2 separate regions of the Homo sapiens genome follow, and region 1 is linked to region 2. A link is an interaction called in ENCODE POLR2A ChIA-PET data of the cell type or tissue named here. Cell type or tissue: OCI-LY7. All regions are shown on one strand. Links, peaks and the distances in the headings refer to the core of each region. The heading gives the core; the rest is flanking DNA. Region 1 overlaps TGFBR2 (transforming growth factor beta receptor 2). Region 2 overlaps OSBPL10 (oxysterol binding protein like 10).

Evidence for each region. Peaks named below come from ENCODE experiments on the same cell type or tissue, not always from the same donor. Only the 100,000 strongest peaks of a DNase experiment are listed, where the experiment ranks them.
Region 1: POLR2A ChIA-PET joins it to region 2 with 6 read pairs; 1 of 35 experiments calls an interaction of 5 or more read pairs at or near these places.

The regions. Positions count from the first base shown.
Region 1 is chr3:30,634,337-30,637,259 of GRCh38, reverse strand. All of the region lies in intron 1 of TGFBR2 (transforming growth factor beta receptor 2), which reads right to left. Among named protein-coding and RNA genes, the nearest start is that of TGFBR2, 29 kb to the right of the region's middle. In OCI-LY7, for the core only: no CTCF peak of the experiment used is centred there; DNase peaks (open chromatin) are centred at 319 and 1,329; H3K4me3 peaks cover 2,434 bases; H3K27ac peaks cover 2,500 bases.
Region 2 is chr3:31,857,101-31,860,023 of GRCh38, reverse strand. All of the region lies in intron 3 of OSBPL10 (oxysterol binding protein like 10), which reads left to right. Among named protein-coding and RNA genes, the nearest start is that of OSBPL10, 120 kb to the left of the region's middle. In OCI-LY7, for the core only: CTCF peaks have their summits at 1,180 and 1,382 (motif pointing left); a DNase peak (open chromatin) is centred at 1,383; H3K27ac peaks cover 2,321 bases.

The DNA.
Region 1 (2,923 bases), core at 298-2,797, 1.2 Mb after region 2:
ATCTGCACTATGGTTTCTCCCATTTTGTGGTGGTTTCCCTTGACTCTATCCATACCTTTGTAAGTACTTGTTTTACTAAACTCTCCTTAAATCTCCCTAATTTGAGGGTGCCATCTGCTTGCAACTGGAACCCTGGTTGACACACCACCATTTCTGTTTTGTTGTTATTGCTTTTATTGCTTTTTTTTTTTTTTTTCAGACAGAGTCTTGCTCTGTCACCCAGGCTGGAGTGCAGTGGCGCGATCTCGGCTCACTATAAGCTCTGCCTCCCAGGTTCACGCCATTCTCCTGCCTCAGCCTCCCGAGCAGCTGGGACTACAGGTGCCCAACACCACGCTTGGCTAATTTTTTGTATTTTTAGTAGAGACGGGGTTTCACCGTGTTAGCCAGGATGGTCTCGATCTCCTGACCTCGTGATCTGCCCACCTTGGCCTCCCAAAGTGCTGGGATTACAGGCTTGAGCCACCACGCCTGGCCTGTTACTGCTTTTTAAAGGGAATACACACACACACACACACACACACACGTGCACACACATGCATGCTTATATATTTAGACGGTCTCTGGGAGTAGATGCAAGGACATGAGAATCAAACATTATTTGGCCCTGTAAAAGGAAAATAAATAGGTAGAAAACTGAGGTTGAGAAGCAACTTTTTATTTCATACCCTTCTGTTACTTTTGAATTTTCTATTATTTTTCTGTACTTAAAAAATGTTTTCATTATAAATGAGCAAATGCAAGGCAGATTCTGTCATGGCAGATGCATGCAGCTTTCATTCAAGTGACAGCCCCACATAGCCTCTGGGCACCAGGATCAGAAGTGGAGAAACAATACCTAATAGGGAGACCACCATGTGGGCAGAAAATAAAGAGATAAGCTCAAAAGCATCAATTTTCCTTTTCATGCACATGTTTTTGTAATACTAATATAGTTTTTAAAACCTGTCAAGAATGACATAATCAATACTCTAAAATCTCTTAGAGCAGGAAATAATTCTAGTAAAATACCTAGTACGGGCCGGGTGCGGTGGCTCACGCCTGTAATCCCAGTACTATACACACACACACACACACACACACACACACACACACACACACACATACATATATATTTTCACACTGAAACTACCTACCATCTGGCCAACAATTAAGGATATCAAATGTCTGGGATACTCTCCACACAACAAGACATCTAAAACAAACACCAGGTTGGTCCCTACCCTCCTATGGCTTATATTCTAGTTTGAGAGGCAACATTAACAACGGCAACCTCATGTGAATCAGTTACTTGCCTTTAAATGCAAACATGAGGTCAGAAATGGAGACAGAGCTGATACGGGAAGTGTGTGTGTGAGTGTGTGTGTTTATGCATTTATGTGTGTGATTTCCTCATTTGGACTTGTTCAACTGAGGGAATTTAGCTTTGTAGGTTTGAGTTTCACTAGCATTTTGGCTCATGAATTTAGTAGTTTGCTATGATTGCTTTAAGAAAACTGCATAAACATAAATTTGTATTTACCAAACAAATTAAGGGATTAAGGAATGATTACTTGTGTCTCAAATGAATTCATCCAATGAGGTACTTTAAATTGAAATCTTGGCTGTACCTTTAAACTCAAATTTTTTTAAATGCAATTTACAAGGAAGTTTTTTTAGTCTTCTACGGAATGAAACAAGCTGTAGCTGAACGGAAAAATAATTGGCTTTCTCCAGTGACAAACATAAAATAACTGAGCTGGAATTTCAATTGCATCCTTTCCTATTTAACACTTACCAGCCCCAATGACCCCAAATAAATCCTAAAAATGCATACTTGGTTTTCTTGCTTTCTTGTATCATTGAAGAATGAAGTACAATTTGAGTCCCCCCAACGCTTGCTGAATTTTCATTTATTTTTCTGTTTTTTGTTTGTTTTTGTTTTTAGTGGCAGGGGACCTCTCTGAGATACAGGCCACATAACAGGAGACAAAATCTAAACATTTAAAATGACTCTTGCAGGTGGAAATATCTACACATTGTTGCCAAAGGCAGTATTTCAGAATTCTAGCACTTGTGCCATATTCAAAAAGCTGAAACAATTGTAACTTTCTCAATCATGCTCTTTCAGCTCTAATAGGACCCAGTGAATAAAACAAATTTCTGAAAGCTGGGGAGAAGCAAGCAGTTTATAGTAAATACTGTCATCAATACATGAAATTCTTAAGTTTTTCATTGATAAAGCTCACTTTAACAGTGCCTTTATCTGGCAAAGACTGACTGCAGGGACTATGAGATGAGTCAAAAACCAGAATGTAGGGTTTGGGGCTGAGAAGAACAGGAAGCCAGTTAAAAAAGTTAAGCCATATAAATGCAAATGGTATATTAGATCAAGTGAAAGAGTAGAATGGAGCACTATTTCATGAACTCTCAAAATAATAACTTTATGCCTCTGCTGAGAAGTGCTTTAAAGTTGGTACTTTACCTAAAGTGACAGCAACTGAGAAAACAATTCTCCCTCAGTTGACAGGACTTGGAGTGCTGTAGCAACAAGGAAATAATTTATTATTGAAAATAAAAGATGATTAAATAACTCTCTTGGTGATGGTCAAAACATTGGTAAATGGCACAGACTGATAGAGGCAAGATAATGATACACGACTGACGGAGTTTTACAACATTCCAATTCAACTAAAGTAATTTGTTACTTACCAGCAAAATTAGTCAACCTAAACGAAAATGTGCTGCTTTCTGACAGCCCTCATATTTAAACCCTTGAGGGAAGGGGGACAGGATAAGACATGGTCCTTTCCTCAAGATCTTTAAGTTCTTCTAGGGAATTTTTAAAAATGCACGAAATGATTTTCATCAAAAGAGCTTTGGAAATAAGGATGGTCTAAATGAAGATGTGCTTTTTAATTAAGTTATTCATTTAGGATTTAAA
Region 2 (2,923 bases), core at 200-2,699:
CATTCTTAAGATACTCTCCATGCCCAAATGGAACTGTTATTGGAGTAAGTCCTACATGGCAATCTCCAAGTCCATTGGAAAATTTCACTCACTCTTAGGCCTCAAGGGCCAGTCTGATTACATGTGGGAATGCCACCTACTTTGCTGGGCTCTTGGCCTTCCTAAGCAGAAATGTGATTATACTACAAGGTAAGGGTGCTGTAATGAATTGTGTATTCCTCAAGGATTCTGGAACCAAAGCCCTTTCCAATGTCTCAGCACAAGCAGTTGCTGCACAGAAAAATAAACTTAAGGAGCCTGGGAGAGGTTCATTTTGGGATGATGATGACGTTAGTGATGTTCCCTTGATGGAAGTCCAAGATTGAGGGACCAGCATCTGGTGAGGACCTTCTTGCTGTGGCATCCCATGGCAGAAAGTGAAAGGGCAAAAGAAAACCATTTCACCAAGATGGAGATTGGGTCCATCATGAACTTACTGATCATCTCCAGGATTTCGTGAGGCAGCGTGGCACTGATGAGAACAACCTGCATGGCTGGAGGCCATGTACACATTGTAAATCTGCCCTTTGAAACTTATGTTTACCAGTTTATTATAAAGGATGTTGCAAAGGATACAGATGAAGAGATATGTAGGGTGAGGTATAAGGGAAGGGGCGTGGAACTTCTACGCCCTCCCTGGGCGGTCACCCTCCTAGAGCCTCCTGTATTCAGCTATCCGGAAGCTCCAGCTCCCATTTCATGGTTTGTCTCTTTACTTTTCCCATTTTTTTTGACATAGACAAAATTTTTTAGAACAAATGGAGGATCTGGTGTGATAGACAATGTAGGGAATTAGGTAAAAACAACAACAAAAAAAAAAACCTGGTTTCTGGCTGTGCCTGGGCCACTCACAGGCTACTACCTAGCTTTGTAATCTCAAGTAACTCAGTAAACGAGTAATGTCTCTTAGCCTCAGTTTTCACTTCTGTAAATTGGGCAAAATAATGGCATCAACCCTACAGGGCAGTTGTTAGGATTAAGTAATATTAAGCATGTCACAATATTCTTTTTATAACACAGATTCACCCAATTCTGCTACAACATTTCTGTTGATGGATAACTTGGTTGTTAAGCCAAGTTCTACCTGAAGATGATCATGAAGGAGTGGCTAAGAAGCATCTCTAAAACCTGATTGTTATGACTTTCCCCCTAAAAGTTTTGATAGACTGCCCAAATGTTTATATTCCCCATGCATCAGAAAGCTCCAGTATAATCCAGACTCAGCCAGGCTGGCCTTGTTCACATTGTGCATCTGGTTTTGAGTGGCTCCCATCTCACTTTCTGTGATGCTGCAGGATTAAAGGCAAGTGCTCTAGGCTCTCTGGGGGCAGTACCCGGTTCAGAACTAGCCCTATAGTGCCACCTGGGGCAAGTTATTCCTTGAAATGAGGACAGTAATTTTTGATGTGAGGATTGAATTGTATGCTGTGGTGAGGATTAATGAGATCATGTCTGTTGTGCTCTTAGTACAGAGCCAGACACTGAATGAGTTTCCGTGAGGGGTACTGTGCTTTCAGGACCCAGCTAAGTTGGGCCCTGCGAAACAAGCAGTACCTGACTGCCCAAGACTGGAAAGGCACAGCTTGTGAAATGAAATGGGGTATTTCTGATAAAAAACTGAGCTTCTGCAATAAAAGAGAAATTTAATTTATTAAAGTTGATGAAAAGGTTAAAAAACATAGGGGGCTGGGCACAGTGGCTCACACCTGTAATCCCAGCACTTTGGAAGGCTGACATGGGAGGATTGCTTGAGCCCAGGAGTTTGAGATCAGCCTGGGCAACATAGGGAAACCCTGTCTTACAGAAATATAAAAAAATTAGCCTGGTGTGGTGGCGTGCTCCTGTAGTTCCAGCTAGATACTCGGGAGGCTGAGATGGCAGGATTGCTTAAGCCCAGGGAGGTCAAGGCTGCAGTGAGCCATGATTACGCCCCTGCACTCCAGTCTGGGCAATAGAACGAGACCTTGTCTCAAAAAAAAAAAAAACACAGGCTGTGGGGAAGATATACCATGATAGGAACAACCAACCAGTCAAACAAAAACGGGAGAGACACACACATACTTACTTTTTCTGTATCTCTCTCTCTCTTTCTCTCTCTCTCCCCCCCTTTCCCTCTCCCTCTCCCTCCTTCTTTCCCTCCCTCTTTCCCTCTCCCTCTCCCTCTCCCTTTCTCTCTCTCTCCCTTTCTGTCTCTCCCCCCCACCCCCCTGCCAATCTTTGGAAGGACACACGAGAGGCTAGTAGTAGTGGTTGCCAGGGGTGCTGTTAGGGGAACAAGAGATTTATGGTTGAAAGTATATAGGGATTTAGGTGTACCTTTTGATATTATTCAAAATTTTCATCTTTTGCATTGGTCAGTTGTATATTAAAAATGTAGTTACTCAAGTGGTTAAAATTTGAATTATTAAAAATGTATTTTAAAACCTGGAGCCGAGGCTCTTTTGCTGAGTGCTGTGTTCTCGTGGGTCACTATTGAGTTGGTCGTTTTATCTTCAGGGAGATGCTCTCCATCAGGCAGTCACTGATGAACCTGCTTCTCATTATATTCTTCACTTGAAAGTCTTAACATCTAATGTCCTTGAAGATGTTCAGTAATTCCAAATTCCTGCCAGTTCAGATTAGGCTCCTCTTCTTGCTACTCTGAATTGCTTTCACTTGAAATAATTTGAAGTGTTTAAAGTTTAATGCTCTTTGAGGGGAGCTGCTACATCTCTCCCCTTTATTTGAATTAAATAGTGATTAATAGTCTCTGTTGAGTGGCCTCTTCCTTGACAAAACCCTCCGGTGCTGGGGTGGTTGGCTGATTAGCAGAGCTAGCTCCTGTCTTGGGTTCTGTAAGCAGAGCTTCTCCATCTGCAGAGGGCAGGGGGTATGAATGCCACTG